Regions from separate parts of the Homo sapiens genome. Here region 2 is linked to region 1. A link is a contact called in ENCODE Hi-C or POLR2A ChIA-PET data. All regions are on one chromosome and are shown on one strand. Each heading gives the region's core, a stretch centred on a gene start or an enhancer-like site at or near the end of the contact. The rest is flanking DNA. Distances are from core to core; before and after follow the strand shown. Region 1 overlaps SLC16A9 (solute carrier family 16 member 9). Region 2 overlaps CCDC6 (coiled-coil domain containing 6).

The links. A loop is a pair of places that touch in the nucleus more often than their neighbours do. ChIA-PET counts read pairs that join two places held with the same protein, here RNA polymerase II (POLR2A). Pooled maps may share reads with other maps.
Region 2: a loop to region 1 is called in a pooled map, with 7 times the contacts of the local background. The contact joins two enhancer-like sites. A Hi-C loop is called at or near these places in 3 of 37 single-sample maps with no recorded cell type and 6 of 50 pooled maps. POLR2A ChIA-PET finds 5 or more read pairs at or near these places in 2 of 52 experiments (both activated T-cell).

The regions. Positions count from the first base shown.
Region 1 is chr10:59,674,187-59,682,045 of GRCh38, reverse strand. All of the region lies in intron 2 of SLC16A9 (solute carrier family 16 member 9), which reads left to right. Among named protein-coding and RNA genes, the nearest start is that of SLC16A9, 32 kb to the left of the region's middle. Within about 2 kb of position 3,110, at least 2 of the 41 ENCODE cell types and tissues checked have a DNase peak (open chromatin) inside an H3K27ac peak, as active enhancers do.
Region 2 is chr10:59,878,633-59,886,491 of GRCh38, reverse strand. All of the region lies in intron 1 of CCDC6 (coiled-coil domain containing 6), which reads left to right. Among named protein-coding and RNA genes, the nearest start is that of CCDC6, 24 kb to the left of the region's middle. RefSeq lists enhancers at 5,029-5,178, 5,409-5,458. Within about 2 kb of position 4,656, at least 2 of the 41 ENCODE cell types and tissues checked have a DNase peak (open chromatin) inside an H3K27ac peak, as active enhancers do.

The DNA.
Region 1 (7,859 bases), core at 1,861-4,360:
AGGTCCACTGCCTTTAGCTAGATGAGGAAGCAGTTGCACCTGGTGAGCAAAGCTTTTAAAGATGAGCATAGAAAAATGAGGGCAAATAATTCAAGAATGAAAAGTGGTGGGGAAAAAAAAAGGATGGCTAAATAGCTACAACTTACGCCTGCGTGTGTGTATATATACATATACATATACATATACATATACATATACATATACATCATATACATATACATATACATCATATATACATATACATATACATATACATATACATCATATACATATACATATACATCATATACATATACATATACATCATATACATATACATATACATCATATACATATACATATACATATATATATACATATACATATACATATACATATACATCATATACATATACATACACATACACATATACATATACATCATATACATATACATATACATATACATATACATATACATACACATACACATATACATATACATCATATACATATACATATACATACACATACACATACACATATACATATACATCATATACATATACATATACATATACATATACATATACATATACATACACATACACATACACATATACATATACATCATATACATATACATATACATATACATATATATATACTTTAGATATTGTGTACAAGTTTCAGCATAGCTGGCTCCATTGAACATATTGTATTTGATGTTATCCTCTTTGGGTTCCTCATAGCATAAATTAAGATGCAAACCCTGAAACAGTGTTTATATAGTATTAGCAAGCAGTGTCTGGCAGTGTGCAAGTCACACTGACCATCAGCTTTATGACAACTTTGCTCTACAGAGAAACAAGTGGATCATTAGTACCTTGGAAGTGGAATAAGTATTTTCATGTTGGTGACTCAAATGGTTATCAGTGGTTCTTAGCCAGGGAGATAATTAGGATCATCTATGGGACCATTTCAGCATATAATTGCGTGGATTTGACACGCAGACAGTCTAATTCATTTGGTCCATGATGGGGCCTAGATTCATGAATTATTATTGTTATTATTATTATTATTTGAGATTGGGTCTTGCTCTGTCACCCATGCTGGAGTGCAGTGGTGCTATATTGGCTCACTGCAACCTCGACCTCCCGGGTTCAAGTGATCCTCCCAACTCAGCCTCTTGAGTAGCTGGGACTACAGGTGCATGCCACCATGCCCAACTATTTTTTTCTTATTTTTTGTAGAAACAAGGTCTCACCATGTGGCCCAGGCTGGTCTCAAACTCCTGGGCTCAAGGGATTCTCCTGCCTCAGCCTCCCAAAGTGTTGGGATTACAGGCATAAGCTACTGTGCCTGGCCTCATGAATTTTTTAAAGTCCCCAAAGTGATTTTTAGTTAGGAACTACCACTGGCTTAAGCCCTCTATATTTAAATTTTAATCTTTCACTTTTTGATAACTCTCTGATATATGATTTGCTTTGACATTTTTAAAATAAAGAGAACTATTGTAGATTTCTTCTTGTGTGTGGCACTACTCATGCCGTGTAAATTATGAAAAGTAAATTGTCTGTAAAACCTGCAAAAGAAAGGGACCATTCAGGATGAAAGATGAAGACAGTTCTTGGAAGGATGGGTGGCAGAGGGAGCTGGAACCTTGCCAAGATTGTGCCTAAGCATGTGAAACATAAAGTCCTACTCCTGGGCTTTGGCAAACCTAGATTTGGACAGTAGCTCATAATAGCATATTACAACTGTGAAAAGACATGAAATTCTGGACTTTATACTCTTTATAATCTTAATTCCTAATTCCTTTTCCTTGAGACTTAAATAATTGAGAAGAAAATACTTCTTCCCCTTGCTTGAATTCTTTGTTTGTCCAGATAATCCCTGGGATGAATAAAGCTGGGTAGGAAGGATCCTACCCTCCTGGGTTATACATTGTGAATGAGCTCATCCTCATTACATATATTCCTAGGGTCTCTGAGCTAGGGATGCCAATATAGAAAACACCATCCATGTTTCTAAAAGGTTTGTAGTCTCAGGGAAGAGACAGAAAAAAAAGGTAACTAATAATTTGAGAATTCACAAATATCAAGGAGAATAGCAATGGCAAAACAATCTCTGAGGTTTTAGAGGGATAGCCTTTGAGGAAGCTATTGAGATGGGCCAGATAGGAAGATGGACTTTCATAGGCAGATAGACAGGGAGAGGGAAGTCCATGCAAATTACCTTTATGCAGAGGCCTGGATTTGGTACTGCAGAGGCTGTGTTCTCATGGAGTAAATTTGGCTGGAAAGGAGGGATTGTGTTGGGAGGTGTGACGGTCAGTTTTATGTTTCAACTTGGCTAGGTTACATTCTCCAGTTGTTCAAACACCAATCTAGGTGTTGCTGGGAAGTTATTTTGTAGATGTGAATAAAGTGCATAGTCACTTAACTTTAAATAAGGTAGCTTATCCTAGAAAATCTAGATGGATTTGGCTCAATTGTTGAAAGGCTTTAAGAGCAGAAATGAGCTTTCCCAAAAGAAGAAATTCTGCTTGTAATTGTAGCTGCAGCCTATCCCTGAGAGTTCCAACATGCCCTTCCTAATGGCCTCCTCTGCAAATTTTTGACTTGGTTAGCTAGGCAGGTATTGTCTGGCTGCCTAGTATGGTTGTTTCAAACGTGTAAGCCAATTCCTTGCAACAAATGTCTTAATATATGCTTCCTACTGGTTTTGTTTTTCTGGTTGAAACTTGACTGATATGGGAAGAATGGAAGGTAACTGAACTAGAGAGCTATCATGGCCTTGCATTGTTTTAAGATGAGCTAACACACCCTTTGGCTAGATATTGTTCTCCAAATTCAAGGAAACGGTGGTTCTGTTTCTCACACTACCCAAGTGCTGAAACAGCAGGAAATAGCACGGAGATCTAGTCTGCAGTTTTGTACTCAAAGCAGATTTGAGAGTCCTTGCCCTCTCCCTTTTGTCTTCACTTCCTCCAAAGGTGTTCAAACTCATAATACGAGTCAGTAAACGCATCACCATGTTAATATAATGAGTCAGTATGGCCAGGCCCACTTGCTGAATGAGTTATGAGTGCTGGCAGAGCTGGGTTTGGGCATTACCCCTAAGCACTGTTAACTCCTTCAAGGAGTACTGAATTCCTGCTTCTCTCAAGGATTCTGTTGCATTGGCAGGTTCCCAGTGTGCTAGGCAGTTTTAAGATTGGTGGCCGGGCGCGGTGGCTCACGCCTGTAATCCCAGCACTTTGGGAGGCCGAGGCGGGTGGATCATGAGGTCAGGAGATCGAGACCATCCTGGCTAACAAGGTGAAAACCCGTCTCTACTAAAAATACAAAAAATTAGCCGGGCGCGGTGGCGGGCGCCTGTAGTCCCAGCTACTCGGGAGGCTGAGGCAGGAGAATGGCGTGAACCCGGGAAGCGGAGCTTGCAGTGAGCCGAGATTGCGCCACTGCAGTCCGCAGTCCGGCCTGGGCGACAGAGCGAGACTCCGTCTCAAAAAAAAGAAAAAGAAAAAGAAAAAAAAAAGATTGGTAGGAATAAAGACCAGGTTTTGGTTAAGCTTTCTGCCATCTCTAAATACCACCAAACCCACTAAAATGAAAGGCAGTCAGGGTATATGAGATCAACAATTTGAGTGGGTGTGGCTCCTTAGTGCCTTTTTCTTTCTCAAGGAGATGAACTTGAGATTTACAGTCTTTGCTGGAGCAAGGATTGAGGAACCTGCAATTTGGAGGAGCTCACACCTTGGGCTCCCTGAATTTTAGATGGAAAGGTAGGACCTTCACAGGCCCAACTGATCCACTCTGTTAGGAAATCCTTGCTGCATGGCAGGTCCATAACCTGGTTACTACTATATTCTGTTTCTCACTGTAGCATCAGCCAACTTATGTATTCACTGCAGCAGACCTGGCCATCCTTCTACTCCTGGGACTCTCTGAAACTTTTTAGGAAAAAGAAGTGTGACACAGGAAGGGGAACATCACACTCTGGGGACTGTTGTGGGGTGGGGGGAGGGGGGAGGGATAGCATTGGGAGATATACCTAATGCTAGAGGGCGAGTTAGTGGGTGCAGCGCACCAGCATGGCACATGTATACATATGTAACTAACCTGCACATTGTGCACATGTACCCTAAAACTTAAAGTATAATAATAATAAATTAAAAAAATAATAATAAAAGTAGCTAAACTTAAAAAAAAAAGTGCGTGGAGGTTGAGTTTATTTCCTAAAGGGAATAATTTCATTCCCAAAACTATCCTATAATAAATTAAAAACTGAAAAATCACGTTATGTTTCTGTTCCCTCCATTTAGAATAGATGTTCATCCCTTTTGTTGACATAACCATACTTCGCAGCCTAGTTCAAGGCTTAGTTCTGTGGCCTTGGTTTTTCTTCCTCTTATGAAATCCCCAAACAAGCCGTCTGAACCTTTCTTTTGGTGCTTTTGGCCTTGGGTTTTATTTTAAACCTTGATGCGAGTTTGTTTTGCCTCTTGTCTGAGTCCTGGATTGTGTTTGATTTCTCTGTGTCCTTTTCTAACATGATATGAGATTCTAGTACTGTGCTGTCCAGTAGGGTGGGCACATGTGGCTACTGGGCACCTGAAATGTGGCTTATTCCAGTTTAGATGAGCTATAGGTATAATAAATACACACTGCGCTGGGTGTAGTGGCTCATGCCTATAATACTTAGAGCTTTGGGAGGCTGAGGCAGGAGGATCACTTGAGACCAGGAGTTTAAGACCAGTCTGGGCAACATAATGAGACCCTGTCTCTATAATTTTTTTTTTTTTAATTAGCCAGGAGTGGTGGTAACTTGGGAGGCTGAGGCAATAGTGGCTTCTAAACACCAATACTGACAACAATAATATTGGCTCTTGAACACTAATATGCAGGCAGTGGTAAGTTCGGGAAAAACTTTCACCAAAGGCAAAATGAATATAAAGGCAATGATAGAGGAAATGTATGAGTGTGTGTGTGTGTGTGAAGTTCCTATTATCTTCTTACTGTCTTGCATTTTATTCCAAAATTACATCCTTCTCACTATTAGCTTATTTAAACATTTCTTCTTCTCTAATTAAGCAGTAGTAATAATAGATGGTTATTACTTTTTTTTTTTTTTTTTTTGAGACAAGAGTTTTGCTCATTGCCCAGGCTGGAGCACAGTGGCGTGATCCCAGCTCACTGCAACCTCCACCTTCCCGGTTCATGCAATTCTCCTGCCTCAGCCTACCGAGTAGCTGGGATTACAGGCATGTGTCATCACACCTGGCTAATTTTTGTATTTTTAGTAGAGGCAGGGTTTCGCCATGTTGGCCAACCTGGTCTTGAACTCCTGACCTCAGGTGTTCCACCTGCCTTGGCCTCACAAAGTGCTGGGATTACAGGCTTGAGCCACCATGCCTGGCCAGTTATTATATTTTTAAAGTATCTTGTGAAAATAAAACATTAGGAACCCTTGCCCCTTTTTCCCCCCCTTTTTTCCCTAAAATTGTTCAGGTTCAAAGGTGTGGAATCACTGGTTCATGTCACAGGTAAACTAACTTTTGTTCCAAAGTTCCCTTCTGCAGAGTTTTCACTTTGCATTGTAAGAAATCTCCTGAAAGTAGCCCTTTGATTTAATCTGTCTCTTGAAACTCATCCAGTGCTGAGGAATAATAGATGGTTTATCATCTTGAGGCCTTGCACAGTTACTACAAAGAGCTAAATACATAAATATATCACATTTTGCAGATGTGACTTGATGGTCACTTTGATACATTTTGTCTTGTTATTGCTGAAATATGAGGCTATTGTGTTTTAAATCTATGTGAATAGAATCTATAAATAAACCCAGGTTCTAAGGATAAGGGTAAAATAATTTTGCTCTAAACTATTGAACACCAAGTGATTATAAATTTTATGTTTTCATCTAACATAAGTTCATAAAGCTATGTTATCTATAAGACATTAACAAAAGTACCATTACCAGTGGTGAATCCATACAGGTCTGCATCAGACTTGATCCTTGCTTCCTTGGAGGAAAGAATTCCGCCAGGGGGCAGAAGTGGGTTTAAAGCAGAGAAAGAGACCAAGGCAAGTTTTAGAGCCGGAGTGAGAGTTTATTAAAAAATTTTAGAGCAGGAGTGAAAGGAAGTATTTACACTTGGAAGAGGGCCATGTGGGCAACTTGAGAGATTCAGGTGCCCCATTCAGTCCTTGACTTGGGGTTTTACAAGTTGGCATGGTTCTGGGGTTTTTCCTTCTCTCTTGATTCTTTCCTTATGGTTGGCTGTTGCTCAACTGCTGCATAGGCAGTGTTGGTCATTTGGGAGGGTGACCACGTGCATAGTGTGTTTACTGAGGCTGTGCTCATGCTCCGTAGGGGCAGTTTTCCTTTACCAGTCAAATGCCCCCAGAGGAAGGTCGTACATCCACCATTTTGCCTCTTAGTGAGCATGCCAGAGTCCACTTGTCCAACTCCTGAGATCTTATTGGGAAGCTGCTGATCACCAGCTCCAGGTGTTTTCTGTCTACTGGGAGACTCTCTTCCCCTGGTGTTGGCTGTGGCCAATTATCATTTCAGAAAAACAGTTTAATAAACATCTGACCATCACCTGATGGTTACTGGAAATTCCTGGGTGAGGCGAGGGCTCTCCTGCCCTGCTCATGTCTGCCTAACTACCTACTCTAACAGTACCTTGATGTTCTTTACTAGTAATTTGATTTCTAGGAAAAAATTAAGATCCCAATTGAACTATTTCTCAATCAGGGAGAATGCTGGTCTGACTTTGGCCTTAGACCTGTCATTGGCTAGCTATGGACTCTTGGTCAAATCACATGATCTTTCTGAGTTCCAGTTTCACCATTTTTAAATTGAGGTGTTTAGACCGTTTTCAACTTCCAAAATTTCAGCTCTAAAATTTTTTGTCTTTAATCTCTGACCTAATGATATATTTCTCTAAATCAGCAGCAGATGGCAATGTGAAAGTAGAGAATTTTAAACCCTGTTTCCATTTGCTGTTTCCACTGTAAGAGAATTTCTGTTCATTTTTTCCTAATGCTTAAATTGTTCTTCAAAAAAAATCATTTGTTAGGCAAAAAAAGTGACTTAAGAATTTATCACATAGTTGATAACAATGCTGTATATTTCATACAGCAGTGGCTTTGGTTGTACATGTTATGAAAATTATTACTCCTCCATCTTGCCCCCACACTCCCAGGCTCTGAGGCTTCCTCATGGAATTAGCATGCATTAAAGAGCATAAAGTCCTATTTTGAGGATGAAACTTGAAACTTTTCAAGTATGCCAGGAATAATCTCTGTGTGTTTCAATTCCAATGTGTTGTAAAATTTGTGAACACTGAAACTCAATGTCAATGTAGTTTGGTAACAACAGAGAAGGGTCATGCCTTATGCTGTCAGACATTCATTTGTAAAATTAGACTCTTAAAACTGTTTCTATTTTTGAAGTATCTAAGTATTTCTCATTGGGTGTACAGACAGCCCAACTATTGGATGATAAATTTGGTCTTTCAAATGGATTTTCCTTTTAAAATACTGGCACAGAATATTTCCCTCTATTTGTCATGCAAATGTATCAGTCTCCTCTTCTGCGCTGACTCACACAAGAGGGCCTGAAAATGGGAGGGTCCAATTTATGGCCAGGAAGGAATGTGGGAGAGCCTTAAGCACCAGGAGCTATGATCTCAGTGTATCTCAGGGGCCATAAACTGGTCTTAAATATGTGTATAAGAAGTTCTCTGGTATTGGGAAGAATGTAAGAGCATAGTGCATGGGTTATTGGAACCTACCTCTGTCATTTACAAACAGTGAGACCATGATGGATTCCATTGTTTCTCTGAGGTTGCTTCAAAAAGTGGT
Region 2 (7,859 bases), core at 3,407-5,906, 200 kb before region 1:
TGTGTAGAAGTAGCGATGCCAGATATTCTTTTAAATTGCATAAACAATTGAACTCACAACTGCACATTAGATACATCTCCTGGTGTCTTTTTTCCTCATTCTTGTCTGTATAACACTTTATATTTCATATGAGATCTTGAATTAGGATAATTTCCTCTGACTAGTTGATCAATTACTGAATTGTTTATTTTGGATACTATTATTGTAGCCTCCTTCTTCCTCCAGAAGCTGCTGCTTAAATGGATTCAAGTGTAATTGGCATTATTTTTCTATCCTGGTCCGTTTCGGGCTCTGTTTATCTGGTGGTTTTATTTTACTCTGCAGTATTTTCCATTTCCCCTGCTTAAAGATAGATTTAAAGCTGCAGACCTTAAATGTAATCTTCTTTCATATTGGCCGGTCTTCTTTGTTCATCTCACAGATATTACAAATAACGTATATATTACAAAACTTTGTTCATTCTGCTAATATTTCTGAGGTTATTCTGTATATAAGGCTGTTCTATGCATTGTGCTAAGAGGTTTTGAGACAGTTCCTGCCTCTGGCAGCTGATATTCTAGTTGGGGGGGCGGGGGGCGGGGTTGGAAATAGACATCAGACAACTGATTTCACAGTTATAGAATTGAAGCTGTGATAAATCCTTCAAAAGATGTGTTTCTTGGAGGATATGATGGGGGGAACCAGACCAGTTTAAGGCAGCCAACGGAGCTTCCCTGAAGTGACATGTAGGCTGCAATCCCCTGTATATCTTTTTTGGAGTTAACCATGAAGAGAATTGGTAAAAAAATGTTCTGGGCCCAGGGAAGAGGCTATGCAAAAAATCCTGAAAGCGACAGAACTGCAGGGCAGGTTTGAGGAACTGAAAGACGAGTTGTGGTCAGAGTGAGATCGGGATGTGGCCTGAAGCTGGAAGTAGGTGGGGCCAGGTCTGATAGGGCTCTCAGTCCTGAATCTTGAATTGGACCTGCATTAGACCACTCTTGAATTAGACTTGAATTATTCCTTGAATTTAATTCAAGGGGTAATGTTGGCATATGTGCTTTTAAATTAGGAGTAGGTTTTTAAATTCGGGGGACCATGCCAGTCTAGAACTTTCTTTAGTTGAATAAATTTGACCTGCAAAAATGGTACTTTAATCCATTCTCTTACAGTTTTTCATTAGGATGTGTTTTTGCCAACAGCCTTGGTGTTTTAAAATCTAGATGTGGCAAAATAATTTACTGCTTGTTAAGCAAACCTCCTGACATGGCTGGGGTATTGAAAAAAGAATGAAGATGGAAGTATTGTAGATATAACAAATGTATCCAAACTAGATTTCGCTCTTCCTTTCCCTGATTCACACGTATTCTCTGTCCTTTCTTTCCTTTTCTCCTTTTCTTTTCTTCCTTCCTTCCTTCCTTTCTTTCCTTTCTTTCTGTTGTTGTTGTTGTTACGGAGTCTCGCTCTGTCACCCAGGCTGGAGTGCGGTGGCACGATCTCAACTCACTGCAACCTCTGTCTCCCGGGTTCAAGCAGTTCTCCTTCCTCAGCCTCCCAAGCAGCTGGGACTACAGGCGTGTGTCACCATGCCTGGCTAATTTTTGTATTTTTAGTAGAGATGGGGTTTCACCATGTTGGCCAGGCTGGTCTCAAATTCCTGACTTCAAGTGATCTGCCCGCCTCGGCCTCCCAAAGTGCTGGGATTATAGGCATGACCCACTGCACCGGGCCACCTTATGCCCTAAGTGTTTTTCTGGATACATATTATGCAAATACAAGTGTGTGCCTATATTGTCCTCTTAAAAGGATACCCAGCGATGGGAGCACATTGTACATGCTGTTCTATATCTTGATTTTTTTTTTCTACTTTACACATCTCATGAGTTTTATCCCCAGCACTGGGTATAGAATTGCCCCATTCTTTTCAAGGGCTTGCTGTAAAGTATTCTGGGAACTGGGCGCACTCTCTTTAACTCTTCCTCTGTTGATTGTTTTCAGTCTCCTTCTTTCTATAAAGCAAGTTAAAGGAAACATTCTTTTAACAATGTTTTTAACAAGTCTTAGCAATGGTTTTTATTATCTGTAGGATAATCTAGGAGTAGAGTTGCCAGTTTTTAGAGTATGTGCTTTTGAAATTTTGTTTGTATTCACTTGGGCAGCAGTAAGTCATCTTTTGCTTATTGTCGTCGCTGTCTCGACCTGAAATCCTTTCTTTTTATATTCTTGCCTTCTTTTTTTGGTCCTGTAGCAGGGAACATCTTATTTTTTTGTTTGTTTTGAAGGGGTTGCTTTTACTTAGAACAAATTGCCATGTTACTTACCTTTATTTTTTTCCTGAAACTTAGTCAACTTTCTTAACATTAAACTCCTCTTTTGCTTAATTGGCTTAGAAGTAAGTGAGAGAACAGAGATAATATGGCTTTTAGTACCAAATGCTTCTCTTAGTAAGAATCTACAGATTGGTTGATGTTAGGAGTTTAAAACTGTTTTTGGAGCCCATTAAAGACATGTCTCCTGTTTGTATGGGTCACTCTCTCAAGTCACATAAGAAGGTGGTGGTCTTTGTAAAAATGCTAGAAAATGTTGGGAAATTTGTTCAAAGTTTGAGGCTTTCTGTCAAACTTGAGGGTTTTGAACTCTGACAACAATACATTAAACTTTATCCAGTTTATACTGCATACAGAGTTTCTTAAAGCAGGCTCTACCCTGATCACCATCAGTATATGTGATAGGGATCTTAGCCCTCTGTTCTCAAATATAGTTTAGGGAGTTTTAGAGGAAAGTGTGTTTCCTCATTAAATAATCAGTTGAGTTGACTCCAATTTGTGTACGTGAAACCAACAAAAAGAATATAAACTTTTAATATTATGGTCCAGTTGGATAGGATTTATAATTTTGAGTAACCTTCCAGTAAAACTTTGTGATTCATTAAGTTTTTCCCTGTCATCAGCCTGTGCTGACATAAGTTCAGCTGATAGAATTGAAAAGAGCAAAGAGAAGAAAAAGTCTAGACTTCTAAATACAGTGCGAGAGGGAGATGATGGCTGCCATGAATGGTATTAGCATTGCTTCTTGTATCAAGTGTGACAGTTGGCTCATCAGGGACATCGGAGTACGTCTTAGTTTTTGATTCTGCAATACCTTTGCAAGGTATTGATACCATCATTTCACTTGGAGGTCATAAAAGGGAGAGTTTATTTCCTTTCCTTGTTCCCTGTCCCATAGCTTCCAGTATCACATTTCACTCATTGCTATACTTTAGTCCTTTTCGTAACTGACAGTGTTGTCTGCTTATTGCAAAGACACATGGTATTTAACTCAAAGACTAAGACTCAGAGTCCATTGATGGAACAGAGACTGGAGAGACCACAGTGGGCAATGGACCCAGTTGATAGGACCCTTCCAAGTCCCTGGGACTCACTGTGTTTCGGGGGTACGAATATATCATTTTTTTCTTTTTCCTACTGAATTAAACCTTTTTTTTTCAGTTAAAGTCGATCAATACGGTAAACACCCTTACACCCCTCACCTAATTTTACTAATTTTTTTTTTTGAGGCAGAGTCTTGCTCTGTCGCCCAGGCTGGAGTGCAGTGGCGCGATCTCTGCTCACTGCAACCTCCGCCTCCCGGGTTCAAGCGATTCTCCTGCCTCAGCCTGCTGAGTAGCTGGGATTACAGGTGCGCGCCACCACGCCCGGCTAATTTTTTGTGTTTTTACTAGAGGCGGGGTTTCACTGTGTTACCCAGAATGGTCTCGATCTCCTAACCTCATAATCCGCCTGCCTCGGCCTCCCAAACTGTTGGGATTACAGGCGTGAGCCACTGCTCCTGGCCAGTTTCACTAATGTTTAAGGTTACCACTTCCATGTCACCACTTCTCCCTGGCTTTCCTTCTCCCGCCGGCTTTCCTTTCCTTCTCCCCGCGGCTTTCCTTTCCTTCTCCCCGCGGCTTTCCTTTCCTTCTCCCCGCGGCTTTCCTTTCCTTCTCCCCCTGGCTTTCCTTTCCTTCTCCCCCCGGCTTTCCTTTCCTTCTCCCCCTGGCTTTCCTTTCCTTCTCCCGCCGGCTTTCCTTTCCTTCTCCCCCTGGCTTTCCTTTCCTTCTCCCCCTGGCTTTCCTTTCCTTCTCCCCGCGGCTTTCCTTTCCTTCTCCCCGCGGCTTTCCTTTCCTTCTCCCGCCGGCTTTCCTTTCCTTCTCCCCCCGGCTTTCCTTTCCATTCTCCCGCCGAGCATTACCTTTCCATTCATCCCCCCGGCTTTACCTTTCCTTACTACCCCGGACTTTCCTTTCCTTACTCCCCGCGGCTTTACCTTTCCTTCTCCCCCCGGCATTTCATATTCCTTCATCCCGCCGGCTTTCCTTTCCTTCTCCCCGCGGCTTTCCTTTCCTTCTCCCCCCGGCTTTCCTTTCCTTCTCCCCCCGGCTTTCCTTTCCTTCTCCCCGCGGCTTTCCTTTCCTTCTCCCCCTGGCTTTCCTTTCCTTCTCCCCGCGGCTTTCCTTTCCTTCTCCCCAGCTTTCCTTCTCCCTCCCTCTCCTTCCCTCTCTGTTTCTGTTCCCTTTTGCCCAACCATCTGAAAGCAGGTTTTGGATACAAGAGCACTTCATTCCTAAGTATTCGTAAGTATTCAGTGTGCCCCTCCCAGGGACAGGAACGTGGAGTGAGGATATTTTTGAGGTTACGTCTACCCTATCACACATTGTCCCCTTCATGGGGACTCTCACAAGAAAATTGTTTTCTTTGGTCTTAATACCAAGTAGAGCTCCTCAGTTTTGGGGCAACAAAAACTGCTTAGGCAGCCAGGATGTTCAGCGAAGTTTTCAAAATGCATACTACCTGTTGATCAGCATGTGTGTAATTTCAACTTTTGGCTTCATTTGAATATTGGACTTTTTTTCTCCTCTGGCCATCCATGCCTCCTCTCCCTTTAAAATCTTACACATTTATGCAAGAACCCCCCAGTGAATTTTAGAATGAATTCATGTATTAAAAATTAGCCCAAAATGAATCTGAAATTTTAGTAGGCCCTCAGCTGATCCCTAAGAGAGGAAAGGGGCATAATTGTCTCACCTCGTTATGCCCCTTCTGGGACACCAAGATAAAGAAGGTGGAATTTCCCCCATGTGAAGCCCCAACAGTTTCTTTTTTTCTTATGAATGTGCTGCCGGGATGTTCATCTTAAAACCATTCTGAAGTCTTACAGGACACATCACACTCTGGCTCACACCCACTTCTCGGGGATTGCCCTGGACCTCTCATTCTCTGGGCTGGGGTGACTGTCAGTATCAGGGGCCCAGGAACAGTGGTGAGTGGTAGGAAGTGGTGACATCTGTGATAATACAGTGAAAACAGTAGACAAGATATTGGTTGAAGATGGCTATTATGGTGGAAGATGTGGATTTAGTCAGAAGGCACATGGCTGAGGAGACTGTTGGGACCTGCTGGGCGGGGCTGAAGGGCTTTGGTTGGGGAAGGAGGAGATAAAGGGAGTGCAGCAGGGGGTCGGGCAGACAACGCTCTGCTCTGCCAGATTATAGAAAGGTAGTCATCTCTGATCATGTCAGAACTGATCGTTCCTTCCTGAGTTGCACAGAGGTGGCACTGGGCAGAGACTGGATAGCAGGACATCAGTGGTTTGAACCACCATCCTCTGTGCACCAGGCTAAATACAAGCAGTAACTCACATAACTCTCAAAAGGAGCCTGTGAGTATAAGAGTTATCCTCATTTACAGATGGAAGATGTGTCTCAGAGAGGTTAAGGAACTGGCCTAAATAGTGGACATATGCCACTTTCAGAGCCTCAGTTAAGTGGAGGCTGCTCTGTGACATGCTACCACTTTATCTTTTCCTTTTAAAAACTTTTTTTGGAGTATAACTTATACACATATGGTAAGTGTACATTTTGATTCATTTTCACAGATTGAAGGCACATGTGTAACTTGCACCCAGATCACGAAACAGAATATTACTAATACCTGGACTCCACTGTGCCCCCTTCCGGCCATTATCCCTCCAAGGGTAGCCACTATGTGGAGTTTGAACTCTGCTTAACTGGAATTAGACAGTGTGTACTTTTTAAGTGTTTAATGTCTTTCTCCCAGCATTATGTCTGTGGGATTTATCTATATTGTTGGTCTCTTCCCGTCTGAGATTGGGTCTTAGAACCTAGAGTGTCCAGAAAAACCATTTGTTACTATAGGGCAAAACCATTTGTTACTATAGGGCTGTAAAGTCCCCTGAGTGTACAGTTGGTATTTTCAGAACTTGTAAAATTGGAAAATGTGGTCCTCTCGGTGTCATCGTGGTCTGCCATGCTTTGAGCATTAGAAGAAAAAGCTACCTGGTTTTCAGAGTTCTTGGTATAGAGGATTCTCTGTATATTAAGAAGGAAATGTCTTCGGTATTTTTTAAAGAATGGATTAAAAATATTGATGCACTCAGAGCCTCTGCCAGAGACATTTTCTCTTATAGATGTAGCATGCTTCTATGCAATAGCTAGGATCCTGAAAAGTTTATTTGCAGATGAAGTTAAATTCGGTTTTATCAAAATGTAAATGTATGAGGGAGCCTGATGGTGAAAGAAAAGGGAAATTGGTAAAATGATGAATCATTTGTGCCCTCAAAGACCTCTAGGCACATATTGAACAAGCTTGGGTTTATCGTTCATTGCATTGAGGGGAAAACACATTAAAGAGCAGAAAGGGGTGTTAGAAAGAACCTATTGGAAACTTGGGGCTTTGGTTGAGTAATATTGGGAAGGGTTGATGGAAGCAGGGAAGCAAAGGTTCTTTTTAGATTGGGTGTTTTCAGAAAGTGGGAGCGATTCTGTGATTGGGTATCTCAGTACCTTTAGGGAAGGCAGATTAGAGCCAGGCTACAGCTGTAATTAGTAAAGAAGTAGTGGTTACTCAATTTTGCCGAGATGGGATATGTTTGTATTTTGTGGGTTTCACAGTGATCTTGTTTTGTCTCACTTTGTCATCGTCTCAGAGTGACCTTGTTTGGTGTAGATGTTTAATGAGATTGCTTGTGTCCTTCCTACAGTAGAATGATGTGAGTTAGCTGTGTCAGATTAGTTTGTAATAATGAGGTCTGGCTGTGAGCATCTGATTAACTCCTGGATACTTATTTGTTTCTCAAGAAAAATTTCTAGACTCTTATTTTTCATAAATCTATAGTTTATAATATGGGTGTTCTTAAAATGGGATTGAACTTCAGTAACTTCTTATTCTTTAAGATACTAAGTAAGTGTTCTGAACAGGAAGTATATTTAGAACATTACCCTTTAGATCCTTGTTTTCAGGTTTCTTAAGTGACTGGGGTTGCCTTGTGTGGACTGCTTTTGAAGGTTTTAGGTAATCCTTGTCAAGTCATGTGGACCTTTGGCAATTGCGTAATCACACTTGACCCTTCACTCCTTACCTGTTGAATGAGGATGATCATAATAGTGACCCAAATTTCTTAATGGTCCCTTGTGAAATAATTGTTGGATCTCTCAGTGAGATGATAACTGCTAATTTATACGGTACCTGCTTCTCAAATGGATTTGAGGTGGCCAAGAAGATATCCCTTCCCTCCAAGCACACAAACTGCATCTTTTCCTTTCCTTTCCCTTATGGCTTGGCCTAAATGAATAGTCATAATTGTTAAATAATTCCTTGCCTATGAAAAAAAATTTTCTGAAAGGGGGCTCTTCATCCAAAAAAACTTCATTGGGATGCCCCATGGAGGCACTGAAATCTCTCATTATGACTCTTTTTAAGGCAGGGTGTGAGTAGAAGACTTGATACTTTGGCAAGCTGAATGTTATGATTGGTTGTGAAGGGGTAGGGGTTTGTGTGTCACATTCTGGGTCACCTTAGACTCCTGAATCTTTTCACATG